Regions from separate parts of the Homo sapiens genome. Here region 1 is linked to region 2. The links are chromatin loops, found by intact Hi-C in ENCODE. Cell type or tissue: PC-3. All regions are shown on one strand. Each heading gives the region's core, and the rest is flanking DNA. Links, peaks and the distances in the headings are about the cores only.

What was found. A loop is a pair of places that touch in the nucleus more often than their neighbours do. Peaks named below come from ENCODE experiments on the same cell type or tissue, not always from the same donor. Only the 100,000 strongest peaks of a DNase experiment are listed, where the experiment ranks them.
Region 1: it touches region 2 in a loop (2.6-fold over the local background); 4 of 110 quality-filtered maps call a loop at or near these places.

The regions. Positions count from the first base shown.
Region 1 is chr4:174,432,957-174,441,302 of GRCh38, reverse strand. No RefSeq gene overlaps it. Among named protein-coding and RNA genes, the nearest start is that of MIR4276, 13 kb to the right of the region's middle. RefSeq lists an enhancer at 6,260-6,881. In PC-3, for the core only: no CTCF peak of the experiment used is centred there; a DNase peak (open chromatin) is centred at 3,822; H3K27ac peaks cover 1,875 bases.
Region 2 is chr4:174,372,677-174,381,022 of GRCh38, reverse strand. The region is part of intron 2 of LOC105377547 (a long non-coding RNA gene); the gene reads right to left. Among named protein-coding and RNA genes, the nearest start is that of MIR4276, 47 kb to the left of the region's middle. RefSeq lists an enhancer at 5,118-5,676. In PC-3, for the core only: no CTCF peak of the experiment used is centred there; a DNase peak (open chromatin) is centred at 3,212; H3K27ac peaks cover 1,767 bases.

The sequences.
Region 1 (8,346 bases), core at 84-8,083, 60 kb before region 2:
CCAGGGGTGGAATAATATGGTTTGTCCCCACCCAACTCTCAACTTGAATTTTATCTCCCAGAATTCCCAGGTGTTGCGGGAGGGACCCGGGGGAGGTAATTAAATCATTGGGCCCAGTCTTTCCCATGCTATTCTCATGATACTAAATAAGTCTCACGAGATCTGATGGGTTTATCAGGTGCTTCTGCTTTTGCTTCTTCCTCATTTTCTCTTGCTGCCACCATGTAAGAAGTGCCTTTCACCTCCCACCATGATTCTGAGGCCTCCCCAGCCATGTAGAACTGTAAGTCCAATTAAACCTCTTTTTCTTCCCAGTCTTGGGTATGTCTTTATCAGCAGCATGAAAATAGACTCATACAGGGTAATGAGAAAAACTTCTTTTTTTCTTTTGAGATGGAGTCTCACTCTGCCACCCAGGCTGGAGTGCAATGGCGTGATCTCAACTCACTGCAACCTCCATTTCCCAGGCTCAAGCAATCCTTCTGCCTCATCCTCCTGAGTATCTGGGATTACAGGTGCCTGCCACTAAAGCCCAGCTAATTTTTGCACTTTTAGTAGAAATGGGGTTTCACCATGTTGGCCAGCCTGATCTTGAACTCCTGACCTCAAGTGATGCACCCGCCTTGGCCTCCCCAAAGTGCTGGGATTACAGGCATGAGCCACTGCACCCAACCTAAAACTTCTTAAAAGATGTATGGCTCAAGCAGAAATTTTAAAAGACAAAATAAGATTCAGAGTAGCCATTCTAATGGGGGTAAATTACTTTTATCAGGAATTGGTAAAAAACAAAAAAGAAGATAATAGAAAAAAGTAAATTTGATTACCATTTCCAGTAATAGAAAAGAGATAAGCACATTGAATACTGAGTCACCATGCCTCCAAAATATATGATGCCATGGTGCTCTGGCTATGTGACTTGTTAATACCTAGTATACGAAAAATGGGTTTTGTTGTTCAACCAGTAAGCTAAGACATGTATTTTTGCTTCAAGACTTCTCAGGCCCTTTAATATATAACAAATATACTGTATTAAACCATGTTCCCTGAGTATACTTGACCTGTGATATGCTGAATCCAGCTGTTATCAGCTTATAAAAGTCAAATGTTAAAGTTTTGTGAATTAGGAAAACCAGTAAACAGCCATCATACAAATTATAAAAAATTTACAATTGGATAAATTATATTAAAAACTAAAGCAATAAATACTCAACATTTATCATTTCCTAATCATGTGACTACATGTACTAATATCTATGTATCTGTGCACATCTCCTGTATAACTGTGATGGAAATATTATAGAATGATGTGCTACTCAGCATTTCTTCCCAACAAATGTTACAAATCAGGAATTTTTTAGTCCTCACTGCAACCTCCGTTTCCCGGGCTCAAGCAATTCTTCTGCCTCATCCTCCTGAGTATCTGGGATTACAGGTGCCTGCCACTACACCTGGCTAATTTTTGCATTTTTAGTAGAAATGGGGTTTCACCATGTTGGCCAGGCTGGCCTCGAACTCCTGACCTCAAGTGATCCGCCTTTTGCTTTTTTCTATTATCTTCTTTTTTCTTTTTTAACAATTCCGGATAAAAGTAATTTTCCCCCATTAGAATGGCTATTCTGAATCTTATTTTATCTTTTAAAATTTCTGCTTGAGCCATACCTCTTTTAAGAAGTTTTAGGCTGCAACCTAAAGTGAGAAGTTTTAGACTTATTTTTTCAAGGAAGCCAGTTGTTAAACATTTACCAGCGTACCATGGAAAACTACTTTCTCTGAGCAACAGATAGGACCACTGTTCTCAGAACACACTTTAGGAAATGCCAACCTACAGGAAAAAAGTTCTTTTCAGCTCTATCTCCTAACAGCTCCTGTATTTATATTTTGCTGCATCCAACAGAAACGTAGTCAACTTACCTGTTTTCCTTGACGCCTACTGATTCTTATAAGTCTCAGCTTAGACATTGTCTTTTTTTGTGAAACCTCTGATGTCTCTATGCCGAATTAAGAAGATCCTAGTTGCCTCCACTGAAGCTTGAATGTGCCTCTATTAGAATATTGTTGTCCTACGCAAAGGCATAAGAATGATACAATGGACTTTGGGGACTTTAGGGGAAGAGTGGGAGGGGGTCGAGGGATAAAAGACTACAAATATGGTGCAGTGTATACTGCTTGGGTGATGGGTGCACCAAAATCTCACAAATCACCACTAAAGAACTTACTCATGTAACTCAATACGACCTGTACCCGAATAACTTACGGAAAAAATAAAAATAAAAAATAAGTATTTAGGAATCATCCTGATCCTGTTTTTAGGGTAAAGTTTTAGGGATTCAATACTGCAGGTGTTCTTTTGCCAGAATGGACCCAAAGCCAATTCTTGACAGAAATGCTGACTCAGCTCTAGGAATTCCTGAGTTTGCCTTAGATGTCGATGAGACGCTCCACCACTGAAGTCAAAATCTGTGATCAGCAACTTAATGTCCATACTAAAAAATCACACTTACTTGATAATCCTTTACTTGATTGGCATGTATAACCCATCGGTACATATTAGGTCCGTGCAAAAGGAATCATGGTTTTTGCATTGTTGGAATTTTCCCTTTGATATTGGAATATATTCTTAAATAAATACAGTTATGCTATATATTAAAAAGAATATTATTGCCCTAGCCATAATTCATTAATTTATTCAACAAGTACATGTTTTGCCCCACAATGTGTAGATGCTAGGAATAACATTGAATAGATACCAATAGTACCTGGTGAGAGAGACAAAAACAGATTAATTAATTACCATTTTGACAAGGGCCAAGAAAAAAGTATAATTGTCCACACACCTATTTCATCTTCAAAACTGTGATTCACCTAAGTGATAAAGGCTCTTTTAAATTTTGTTTTCTCTTTAAAGATGGGTCTCACTATGTTGGCCAGGTTAATCTTGAACTCCTGGTTTCAAGCAATCCTCCTCTCTCAGCCTCCCAAAGGGCTGGGAATACAGGTGTGAGCCACCATGCCCAGCCAAAGGCTCTTTTTAAATCATCTTTCTCTTCTTAATATCAAGGGCCTTGTAGAGCATATGTGTTAAACAAATTTACTGAGATAGAGAATATGCATAAGGAGAGAGAAAAAATGAAATATTTACTTACAGGTTGTTTAACTGATAAGCACAAAACTATCCTGAAAAAAAAAATGTATGTATGAACAAGAATGCATGAAGAAGATAATTCTTACTCTTCAGTGTAAGGGAAGTATCTATAAAATGCCTGTGTGAAGACTGAGTTAGACATGGTGATTGTGGTATAAGATAAGAATAGAAATGAAGGAGACAGAGATGTTGCAGACCGTCTAGAATTTCACAACCTTAGAGCAGTGGCTTCAGTCTTTGCATAGATAACAATCACTGGCATTGTTGTTGTTGCCTAGAAAGAGAAGTATAAAGACATTTGCATGGGAATGTGCATCAAAGGCATTCTAGGGCTGAACAGAAAAGTTAAATTGGGAATCATTCAACATTTCCCTGACCACCAGATGGACCACCATTCATTTCACTGCATCCTCCAAATAAAAAATTGCTATATTTTCCCATGTGTACAATGATAAGAATTCCCCAGCTTTCCAAACACAGACAAGTTCCAAGTGCTCCAGCAGCAAACTCCCACTGAGCATAATATAAGCATTCAGAAATTCCAAGGAAACTCCCCTATTTGCTGCCAAAATCTTTTTTTTTTTTTTCGAAAGCCATGTACAGTTTCTGGAATGATTTCACGATTTCAAGATGATGTGTTTAATTGGGTTTGCAAACAAAAATATGAGCTGTACATATTGGAATGTCACTGTTTGCCCTCTTAAGTACATTTTTATTTAAAACATTAACACATTGTGAGAAGTTAGAGTACCCACATGTCTGCAAAATGAATGACTCAACAATTCCTCAGGAGTTCTCACACACACAAAAAATGGAGCCATATAATCTGAACTAAAGACAAATGAAGAGATTTAAAAGTATCAGGATTCCAAATGCATTCTGATACAAAGACATCATGGATTGACCTCTCATATTTATTTACATCTCTCTGAAGGTTGACTTGGGGGCTATGTGTTTTGAAATTTGATAACAATTCATACTTGGAAATTACACTGGGCAAGGAGCTTTTCTTGTTACATAACCACATTTAATCCTAAAAATACTTGATCCTAGGTATTTATTAGGCAGTATATTCTAATTTTATTCATTTGTTTGTTGTCAATAATTTTTTATCACAGACTTCTTTAAAATTCTGATATTGTCTCTGAACCTCCTGCTTAGAAAAGTGCATGTGTTCCACAGGTGGTACAGGTTTAGTTTGCCAACTCCTTGAAATCCATCCATGGACGATGAGACTGGTGGCAGGATGGGGGGTTCCATAGAGCCCAGGTCAACTATCTCAGATGTGGTCCAAATACCTATCTTACCTGAAAAGGAAGAAATGAAACCCAGAGAGGCTAAGAAGTGACTTATTGAAAGGTCACTCAACAAATGAGTAGCAGAGCCACCAGTGAAAATCAAACTTTCTTGCTAACTCGTGGTCCTATATTTTCCCATTACCTGCTGTGAATTTAAATAACCACTAATAATCAAGGTTTTGGTTATCTCCCCTCACTCTTTACCCCTCACCAGCCAGCCTATATAGTCATAGTCAAGAGATAGTAAAGTCAGAAGTTGGAGAAACCTGGCTTTATTTCTGATTGATTATTGATTGATTATTGATTGAAGCTATTGCATGACTGGACATAAAAATACTTTCTCTGCATCAATCTCCCTACCCATAAAGTAGAAACAATTGTTTGTGGTTAATTGTAATCACTTAGGAGTATTGCAAGAATAGATCAGATAATGTCTATAGTATATGAGAATCAAATCAAAAACATGTAATAAAAACTTCCTCAAAACGACAAAATAATAACAACTTATGTTTTCCAAAGCATTACAACCTAGGAATAAGTGTGAAGTCATGATTTTGGTAACAAATAAGTTTTCCCTAATTCTCAGGTTCACTGGAAAAATGACTGAGATGCTACACTTGTCATTTCTAAAACTCTCAAGCTACATTCCCTATTGTCCTTACAGGAAAGAATGTCTCCATGGCAACTCCAGGGAACTAAGCTAATGGCAAGGAGATCAGTAAGGAGACTGTCACAGTAATTCAGATGAGATATAGTGATGGCATACTTAAAAGCTTCCATAGTAGAGATGGAGAGAAGTGAATAGATTCCAGGATACTTCGGAGGGATAGTAGTGATGGATTGGAGATCATGGTAAAAGAAAATAGTACGGATACCACACAGCTTCCTGGCTTTAGGCCCCGGGTTCATGGTGGAACCATTCACTCTCACTGGGAGCAAAGAAGAGAGAGCAGCTAGAGAAGGTGAAGAAGGCGAAAGAGGTTGCAACGAGCGAGGCTTCTACTTCCCAGATGGAAGTGGGCACTAAACAGCTGCATATGTAGGTATGCATTGGAATTTAAGCAAATGTCCAAAGGCTGTAGGTCAGAGAAGGAGATATTCAGGTAAAATGGAGGGGGCTGATATGTGCCAGAAGAAGTAGAAGCTTGCTAGTTTGCCATTCTCACTTTTTTCCACCACAAACCGAGACAAGTAAATTCGTGCTGGTGGCTGCACCTTCATTATGGCAAGAAATGTTTTGGAAAATCTGAACCCATTTGAATCTATGAGTACAGTAAAGTTTTAGTAGCAATGTTAATAATGTAAAGAGAAAGAGGAAATCGATTTAGAGGAATCAATTTAGGATTTGTCTGCCAGGGAATGGAAGAGAGAACTAAACCTCTGAGTAAAAGTGGCTTTGTGTCTAATGGGAGGCTTGGAGGTAAATTCATTGTGGTATTTGCGCAAGGCCCCTAACGGAAGACGAGAAAGAAATAAGAACTCAGGCTTTTGATTTCACAACCTTCTTTTCATTGTCCAAATCTTTTTTTCTAACCCCATTGCTGCTTTACTTTTTAGATCTCAGATACCTAGAATCACAGAATCATAGGATTGAATAAACCCTCTAACCACCCAAAGCCTCCCTCATATCTCACCATCCTAATATAGCGATCTTCTGTATCACATCACTGTCCAAAAATAAATTGTATTTTTCTTTTTCTCAGAAATCAGTGAAGTATCACTTTGGGGTACATTACAATAACTAACTCATTTGCTTGTAGTTGCTGTTTATTGGCAATGCACATTCTTGGGCTGTATGTCCAAGGTGAAATGAATGATCATCATTCATCAAGGGTCTAACATGTCTAGTGAAATAGTCATTGGCTATCTAATAGGAGAACTGTTCCACAGATGGCTTAATTACAATGTAGAGGAGGGCAATTGATAAGAATGAGGTCCTGAAGTAAGCTAGGCAAAGCAGAGGTTTTCAAAGCTGAACCTTAAAAACACCTGAGGAGTTTTAAAAAATAGTTGCCCAGGTCTTATTTCAAACAAATTAAATCAGAATCTCTGGGGACGAGCCCCAGATATTTGCATTTTTTAAGACTCTCAGGTTGTTTCAAAGGGCAACCTCAGTCATGAGCTTACATGAATTGGATGTTAATGGCTGACCCAGTGTGCTCCCATTATGGAGTTCAAGCCATGTGGATTCTAACTACATTCCCCAGCGAAGGATTGAGCTCTGAATTCATGTGCCTAAAGGCCTTAGAGTCTCTTTTTGCACACCCAGCAGCCACAGGAAACCATTTCAGGTATGTGTGTGGGTAGTAAGGGCAAATGTTAAAGATGACTTTTGTCTGGCAAAACAATTTTCGTATTTTGTTACTAGGCCAGGCGTGGTGGCTCATGCCTGTAATCCCAGCACTTTGGGAGGCCAAGATGGGAATATTGCTTAAACCCAGGAGTTAGAGACTAGCCTGAGCAACAAAATAGGACCCCAATTCTACAAAAAATACAAAAATTAGCCAGGTGTGGTTATGCACACATGTAGTTGCAGCTACTTTTGGAGCTGAGGTGGAGGATCGCTTGAGCCCAGGCTGCCGTGAGTTGTGATCATGCCATTGCACTCCAGCCTGAGTGACAGAGTAAGACTCTATCTCAAAAAAAATAAAATAAAATAAAATAAGTTACTAAAACTTGGTGGTCTCAAACTCCTGGGCTCAAGCAATCCTTCTGCCTCCACCTCCCAAGGTGCTGGGATTACAGGTGTGAGCCACTGTGCCCAGCTCAAAACTTAAATTCTTAACCATTCAGCTAAACTGCCTCCAAATGAGAGCACTACAAAACAAAGCAAAAAAAAAAAATCCCTATTTTTATAGTAGCAGGGATAAAAGGTATCAAAAGAACTATATTGATGAATGGCATTTGGAATAAAAATGAGTATCTGTGCATTAATCAAAGCTAGGAGTCATGTTTCCATAGAATGAGCAATGTGTTACCTCCTTTGAAAGAAAAAACATTCACAAATGTACTGTGCTGACTTAAGTATGCACAAACATAGAAATAGATAGAAAACCTATATTCTTATAGCTCTCATAAAAGTATGAGACCAAAGTAAATTGATAAACAAAACCCACAAAAAGTGTATTAACAACATTAATATAGCAGATGATGCTGTTGTCCTAAAATGAAATCAGTGCTGTCAATATGAATATCATATGGATAATCCAAACTGTGTTCACACAATAAATCGTCATGTGATTTGGCCCTTATGTGATGCACTTTAAAATATTAAACTTCCTCTGGTATCCTCACATTAGCCTTTGACAATTAAAAGAGTTGCCTATTTGGGAGGCTGAGGCGGGTGGATCACAAGGTCAAGAGATTGAGACCATCCTGGCCAACATGATGAAACCCCATCTCTACTAAAAATACAAAAACTAGCTGGGTGTGGTGGCGTGAACCTGTAGTCCCAGCTACTTGGGAGGCTGAGGCAGAAGAATCACTTGAACCCTAGAGGTAGAGGTTGCAGCGAGCCAAGATCATGCCACTGCACTCCAGCTTGGTGACAGAGTGAGAGTGAGACTCTGTCTCAAAAAAAAAAAAAAAAAAAAAAAGATTGCCTATACATTAGAGCCCCTGTTAAATAAGCTCACCCAGATATCTCTACAAAAAACATGTCTATTACAAAACTGCCTCCTCCTAATTTAGCACATGGTGCTACATTAACACGTCTCCTTTCTCCCTGAAAATGACTCTCCTTGAGATTTATTTCTTTACTAACTAGGTTTATTATGACTTATAAGATGAAGGCAACAATAAAGGATATTTGTTTCCTGTAGGACTTCCAACACTAATTCCCCTGTTATCTTTCAGGAGAATCTCCCATGGGGGCTATGCAGAAGGGATGCAGAGCCCCACCTTCCA
Region 2 (8,346 bases), core at 119-8,118:
GAATAGCTTATGTGCCCACCGGTGAGATTGGAAACTGAAGGGTGGCCTGCCCCTCCACACCTGTGGGCTTCTCTCATCAGGTGGAACCAGAGACTTGAGAAAAGAAAGAGACACAGAGACAAAGTACAGAGAAAGAAAAGTCGGCCCAGGGGTGCTCAGCATGCGGAGGACCCCTGCCGGCACAGTCTCTGAGTTCCCTCAGTATGTATTGATCATTATCGGGCGTTTCTCGGACAGGCGGATGTGGCAGGACAATAGGGTAACAGTGGAGAGAGGGTCAGCAGGAAAACATATGAACAAATGTCACTGCATCATAAACAAGGTAAAGAAAAAGTGCTGTACTTTTGATGTGCATATACATAAACATCTCAATGCCTTAAAGAGCAGTATTGCCTCCAGCATGTCTCACCTCCAGCCCTAAGGCAGTTTTCTCCTATCTCAGTAGATGGAACATGCAATCGGGTTTTACACCAAGACATTCCATTGCCCAGGGACGAGCAGGAGACAGATGCCTTCCTCCTATCTCAACTGCAAAGAGGGCTTTCTCTTTTACTAATCCTCCTCAGCACAGACCCTTTACTGCGGGCTGGGGGATGGTCAGGTCTTTCCCTTCCCACCAGGCCATATTTCAGATTATCACATGGGGAGAAACCTTGGACAATACCTGGCTTTCCTAGTGTCCCTGGGTACTTGAGATTAGGGGGTGGTGATGACTTTTAACAAGCATACTGCCTTCAAGCATTTGTTTAACAAAGCACATCCTGCATAGCCCTAAATCCATTAAACCTTGAGTCGACACAGAACATGTTTCTGCAAGCACAGGGTTGGGGGTAGGGTTACAGATTAACAGCATCTCAAGGCAGAATAATTTTTCTTAGTACAGAACAAAATGGAGTCTCTTATGTCTACTTCTTTCTACATAGACACAGTAACACTCTGATCTCTCTTTCTTTTCCCCACAGGAAACCCTCTTAATTCAAGGGGCATTGGATAGAATACTAAAAACATTACTACTTTACTAAAAGGGCAAAATTGGCTACTAAATGCTGCTCTGGTCCCATTTAACAAATCTTAAGAACAAAAAACAGAAGCAAACTGTTTCTAAGTAATTTAACAGCATCCTAGGACAAAATTCAAGAATATGCATAGAAATACAAAAATATTCAACTCCCAAAAAGGTAAAATTCACATTTTCTAGCATATAATTAAAACTTACCATAGTTACAAAGAAGCAGGAATATATAGCCCATAATAAGGATAAAAATCAATCAATAAAAACAGACTTAGAAATAACACAGATTTAGTAGACAAGAACATCAAATCAGTTAGTATAAATACATGCCATATATTCAAGAAGCTTTGAGCATGCAAAGACATGGAAGATAATGGAAAAGAACTCAAATCAAACTTCTAGAGCTTAAAAATGCAATGTCTGCATATCATCTCAACGTAAGTCCTTAACACATACTGTTGCCTTTGCCTGGAACACTCTTCCTCTCCCACTTCATTTGCTGAAAGTAAACCTTCAGATTTCATCCTATCATCACTCTCTCAAGGAAAGTTTGCTTGGTCTGCAAGTAATATATCACATCCCTTGGCTAAATGATGTTATGGCTCCAAATACCATTCATTTACTGTCCTTATCACAAATACAATTTTACATTATTTGTGTAATCTCTGTCTCCATCACTATTCCAAGCACCATGGTGACACAACTCACGTACAGTTTTCTTCACTATTGTCTAGTGCCTTGCGTAGTGCTTGTAAATCCAAAATTGCAGACAGTTTAAAATTTGTCAGCTCAACTCTATGAGTCTTGATATTTCAAACTAGGAACATCTGTACATATAAAAACATAAATGTAGTCAGCCTTTTGGATGCAGAGAACTAACAGGTTTCCCCTCTCAATAGCTCCTTTAGTGAAGAAAACACAAAGTTTTTGCATTTCTTTAGCTGCAGTACCCAAGGGATATATAGAATTATACCTTTGGTTCTGAAGCAGATAGCCCTAATCTTTAATCCTATTTAATCCTATATTTAAATTTTAATTTAAATTTAATCTTTTTAAATTGTGGGAAAGGATTAATGGTATTAAATGTCTTTTATGTTCCTATATTAATGATTTGCACTTGGAGTTTTCTGAAATATTAGAAACGTTTGCTACAATTAACTAAGCTGGAGATAAATGCAAGTGTTACAGAATGCCAAAAGAGAAAATTCTATTTAATAGTTAAAAGGAAATTACTTCCAGCTGGTATGGCTGGAACAAAACTATTAAAAAAAATTTTTTTTAAATATATCAGTGGGATACTTTCAAGTAGTAGATCCTCTCTTCCTCCTTTGATTTTAATTGGGACCTCAGATGCTGGTGGGGACTCTACCATGCACTATTTACAGCAGTGAAAATGACTGATTATATTCCTAATTATTGAGTGTCATAGAAGCTGCAATCTTGGAAACATCACAGTACAGAGAGGAAGGTGAGCTGTCCTGCAGCAATATGAGGTAGGGCCAGTTTCTTCCTCTTATACTGTTTCTTTGAGCAATTTCTTTCTTGGAAGATAATTTTAGTAGGCCCAGTAATTGTCAAACATTAATATTTGAAGGGAATATTTAAATGTTTTATTATCACGAGTTGCATATTCAAATGGAACAAGCTGAATTGATATTAAGGTGCATTTTCTTTTGAGATAATGCAACAGCTGCCAGTGTTGAATCTTTAAAATGTAGCAGGATTCAAATGCTTAAACATTTCAATGTTAAACACGTGAATTGGAAGTTTAAAAGTGTGTTTAAATTAAGCTAATTAATGTTCTGTGTAGCCCTAGTGTGCTCTAAGTGAAAAAGGCATCGGTTAGCACCCTAAAATTCTATTCAAGTGGCCACCTCATCCTCTTACGATGGGGCCAGTTGCTCTAATTTGTCTGTCTTTTAAAAAATTATAGACCTCCCAGCTAGAAAGATGTGTCAGCCTCCTCCTCTTCCCCAGCTAGAAAGATGACCCAAGACTGAGAGTCCATGACCATCAGAATATACCTTTTAGATCTTTTTCACACCAGGAAGATAAAATTGTGGATATTTGAACAATTAAAGTGTGTTGTGGTTTATGCTGTGTAAAACCTTTGTATTAGCTGAGTAGGCTGCTATGTTAAAATGGCAAACATTACACATCCGCTATGTTAAAATGGCAAACATTACACATCATTTCCACCCACAACCATTGACCAAAACGAATCACAAGGTCCTGCATGATTGCAAGGAGGTTGAGAAATATGGACAGCAATGGAATGTTCAGTGAACACCACTATCTTTAGCACAAACATTAACTCTGTCTTTAAGGATGTGAGACTTGGAAAGAGGAATGCCAACATTTAAGTGTGCCTGGGTGTGTGTTTGTGTGTAACTGTTCATTTGCTCCTATTGAATCACTCTCATGGTGCCACAGAAACCAGGGGCAAGGTCTCATAAGAAAAGAATAGTGTCTTGATGGTAGTTATTGAAAGGAATCTTGAAATATTTGGACAAATACTATTTTCTTTTAAATTCATGATTTTGAAAGAAAAAATCTAAAATACGCTCAAAATAAAGAATCACACTTTACCTTATCTTACTTTTTGAACTTTCCCTTCTATAAATACATGTATTTTGTATTTTTACAAAAAATAGATGCAAAAATTCTCTCTCAATCATGCAAGCACGCATGCATAATATTCAAAATTCCTCCTTGGATAATTGGAAGTACTTATTCCATAAGAATTTTAGTAAATGGAAAAAGATATGTCTAAAATTTTGACTTATTTCTGATACCAGGTTTCTGTAGGGGAGGAGAAACAGCTTGTATATTTTCCTACCAGAATCTAAAACACAAATTTGAAAGTTTCAAAAACTCCAAATAAAATCACTTCATGATTCTCTTGCTGTTTGTACTCCAGTTAACCCTATGGCGTTTTCTCTAATCAACTATTAGTCAGACTCACATTTCTTCCCAATTCCCTGCGTGCATTAACAGTTCAATGTTAAAAATAAGATACTCTTCATTTTCAAGTATAATACAATAGCCTCAAACTGCTCAGGGAGTTTTAAGAAGATTCCATGTGCAACTGCCCCTAAAAGTTTCCCACAACACATGAAGAGAGAGCTTGTGTGTGTGTGCATGTGTGTATACACGTGTCGGGGGTAGGGAGAGGGTGATAGGTGTGGAGTACATTTGGTTAGGACTAAGTGTTTTCATAGGGTGTGTGTATGTATTCTAGAGATGAAACAGAAATGGAATTACCTCTCCCCAGCCTCCCCTGCTCCTTAAAGACAAAGTGCACAGAAAAGAATGAATAGATTCTCTGTTACCAGACCCCATATCTAGAGATTGGAGACAAGCTTCACAAAGGATTTCCTTTAACCAATAGGAGAAGGGGTGAAGAGAGACTTGGAAAGAATTTATCCAGTCAAGATAGAAATAGTCTATCAAAAACAGACCATTAGCCCAGACAGTAATTATCTTGGAAAAAGAAAAACAAACCATTAGGATTTCTTCAGGCAACTTGGACCTGACATTGACACTGAAAGATGACTTCTTGATTTTAGGACTGACCTATGGGAGGAACAACTTGGACTCCTGTGTTCACCTGTGCCCTCTTCACTCTTTACAAATTTACTTGGATGACGACTTCCACTTCATATAGGTAGGTTTTTCCATGTGAGATACATGTGAAAATTTCTATGTAGGTAGCTTGGAAACGGTACTTTGTTAATTAAAAATTTTTACGTTATTCATTAAGAAGTCCTATCTAAGAAAGAACCCTCAACCTAAATGATAGGTTTCCAAGAACAGTAAATTAAGTTAAATTTTCCTGAACTGGCACTGCTATGGATTCAATTGTGTCCCCTTAAAATTCATGTTAAAGTCCTAACTCCCAGTACCTCAGAATGTGACCTTATTTGGAAATAGTGTGATTGCAGATTTAATTACTTAAGATGAAATCACAGTGGAGGAGAGTAGGCCCCTCTTTCAATATGCCCAGTGTTATTACAAAAAGTGGAAATGTGGACACAGACACACATGCAGGGAGAATGCCATATGAAGATGAAGGCAGACATGGGGTGATGCTTCTACAAGCCAAAGATTGTGGGCAAACCACCAGAAGCTAGGAGAAAGGCATGGAAGATTCTCCAAAATCTTCAGAAGGAACCAACCTTGCCGACACCTTCGTCTCAGACATCCAGACTCTGGACCTCCGACACAAAAATTTACCATTGTTTAACCCATCCAATCTGTAGTATCTTGTTAAGGCAGCCCTAGCAAGCGAATACAGGCACTAAGAGCAAATATACTTTACCCCATGAACACTCATATGCTAAGTGCTTATCTCCATAAGAATCCAGGACATCAACAACATTTTTAAAAACAGGCTGGGCGCGGTGACTCATGCCTGTAATCCCAGCACTTTGGGAGGCCAAGGGGGGCGGAACACCTGAGGTCAGGAGTTCAGGACCAGCATGGCCAACGTGGTGAAACCCCATCTCCACTAAAAATGGAAAAATTAGCCAGGCATTGTGGCAGGCACTTGTAATCCCAGCTACTCGGGAAGCTGAGACAGGAGAATTACTTGAATCTGGGAGGCAGAGGTGGCAGTGAGCCTAGATCGCACCACTGCACTCCAGCCTGGGCGACAAGAGCAAGACTTTATCTCAAAAAAAAAAAAAAGGCAACATTTTAATATTGCCATGATCCTGTGTTTTCCACAATGTGATCTATTTTCATCACAGAGTGCAGCCACAACAGCTAATAGTCAAAAGGAAATACATAACCCACTAGGTTTCTTTGGTCTCATAATACATCTTACTATATAGGTTTTCTTATATTAGTATCATATCCTAGAGACCTAACAAGGACATCGTGGGAAAAAAAAAAAGACAATTTTCTGAGATGTCATTTTCAAAAAGAAAAATATGTAATGAAAGGAAAACTGAAAGACTCTTAGGAGAAAAGAGACTGTGCTCATGTTTACTTCACTAGGCCCTTGCACCTTTCCATATATTTTTCTCCACCACTGACCTAAGTTTCAGTAGGGAACAGATCCCTTCTCATATTCATTTGCCCACCTTTACTCTGCTTTCTTTCATAACTTTATCAACTTTCTACCTACTTCGTTCTTCCCATCTTCTCTTCATCTTCCCCCCATGACTCTCTTAGACACAATGCTGGAGACCCAGCTGCCATAACTTCATTGGAGGTTAAAGTGTGTGCAGAGTGGCTGTTGGGTTAGTTTTGCTGATCCCATTTAGCTACTGGTTAGAGGAAGTGATGAAAAAGATTTAAACTTGGTTTCTGGAAGTAAATTCCAACAGAAAACCCTTGCTGGACTTGGGGGTGTAGGGAGCAGCATGAGTCCAAACCCAGGCTTGGAGCAAGCCACGGAAGATTGCAATTGGACCTAAAAGGATAATGGTAAGAAGTAGAAGGGTGAGGAATGCAGAGTATTAAAGATGAGAATACCAGTAATAATAGCAATAACAATAATGACACTAAAATTCATGAACACTCATATGCTAAGTGCATATCTCCCTAAGAACCAGGACATCAACAAATATTTTTTAAAACAATGGCAATATTTAAAAAATACTTATCTACAACTTTCAAAAATGCTTTGAATGTGGACAACATATTATTTTATTTTGCTGATTGTTCAACAAGCATATGTGCTGAACAATGTTTTTTAAATATTGAATTTCTCTAGAGAAATCTTAAAAAAAAACCCTACTCTTTGGACAAAATGGTTTAAAATTCCAAGGATTATCCTATCATTATTATTTTGCATGAGATACTTTGATGTGCTTCTTTATGAAAATACAAACAGGATACTGAAGTCATCCCATTTTCAAAAATTTATTTCAAATTACTTAACTGGAAGATGGAGAAGTTGGTGGTATGGTTTCTGGAAGTTACCATCTATCAACCTCTGCCTCTTCCAGGCACTCCTAGTTATGTCAGAATTCTCCCACCACAGTGACTTTGTGGTTGACTGCTGTGGTCACAAGGATCTGGACTAACAAGGGACGTCTGGAAGAGGGGGTGTTTGACCAAGCTGAGAATTGCAGGAGAATTACTGAGAAAGAATGAGTTAAATCCTCATTAATTCAGACAATATTTATCAGTCACCAACTTTCTGGAAGATTCCCTGTTATGCTGCCAGCCACTCAATAACTGACACCCGTGTTGGAGAATTACAGCCTAGAAGGGAAGGGCTATGGCCCTATGGCACCCTCCCAATAACCCCTTGAAAATAGTTCTAAAAACAAAATGTTGATTTTTCTACTGAGGGGCCAGCATTTTGTATTTCAATTTTTCAATTTCTCTCTTTTTTTTTTTTTTGACAGGATCTCACTCTGTTGCCCAGGCTGGAGAGCAGTGGTGCAATCTCAGTTCACTGCAGCCTCAACCTCTGGCACTCGAGTAATCCTCTCACCTTAGCCTCCTAAGTAGCTGGCACTACAGGTTTGATCACACCTGGCTAACTTTTGTATTATTTGGTAGAGATGTGGTGAGGGGGGGTAGGTTCACCATGTTGTCCAGGCTAGTCTCAAACTTCTGGTCTGAAGCTATCTGCCCACCTCGGCCTCCCAAAGTGCCGGGATTATAGGTGTGAGCCACTGTGCCTCGCTATTTCAATTTCTCACAATTAAAGAAAGTTAATTAGAAACTATCTAGAAAATAATTAAGCTAATTTTCTGGACATATTATCTCTCTTTAATTTTTTCTTGGCAAACACATAGCTCTTATTATGTGCCAAGCACTGTTATAGTAACTTTTAAAAAATTACCTGATTATTTATTATAACAACCCTATGATGTATGTATTATTGTTATTTACCCCATTTTTACATGAGAAAATTGAGACCCAGAGCTAGTAAGTAACCCACCCAGGTTTACATAGCTAGCAAGCGGGTAATCTTTTAGTAAAGTGATAAAAAGACAAAATAAATTATATCAAAATAAAAACAAAAATAAACCATATTCCATATCCAGGGACTAAATTAAATTAGAAGAGGATTCCTTAAAAATTGATAATGCCAGCTACAGTGAGACCAGAAGAATAAGTCCTGGTGTTCTATCACACAATAGAGTGACCATAGCAAATAACAAGGTAGTACATACTTCAAGATAGCTAGAAGAGAAGATTCTAAATATTATCACCACAAGGAACTGATCAATGTCTTAAGTGATAGATAAGGTCATTACCCTGATTTGGTCATTATATATTAAAACATCACATTGTACCCCATGAACATGTGCAATTATTATGTGTCAGTTATACAATTTAAAAATTAATTAATAAAATAAAATAAATGG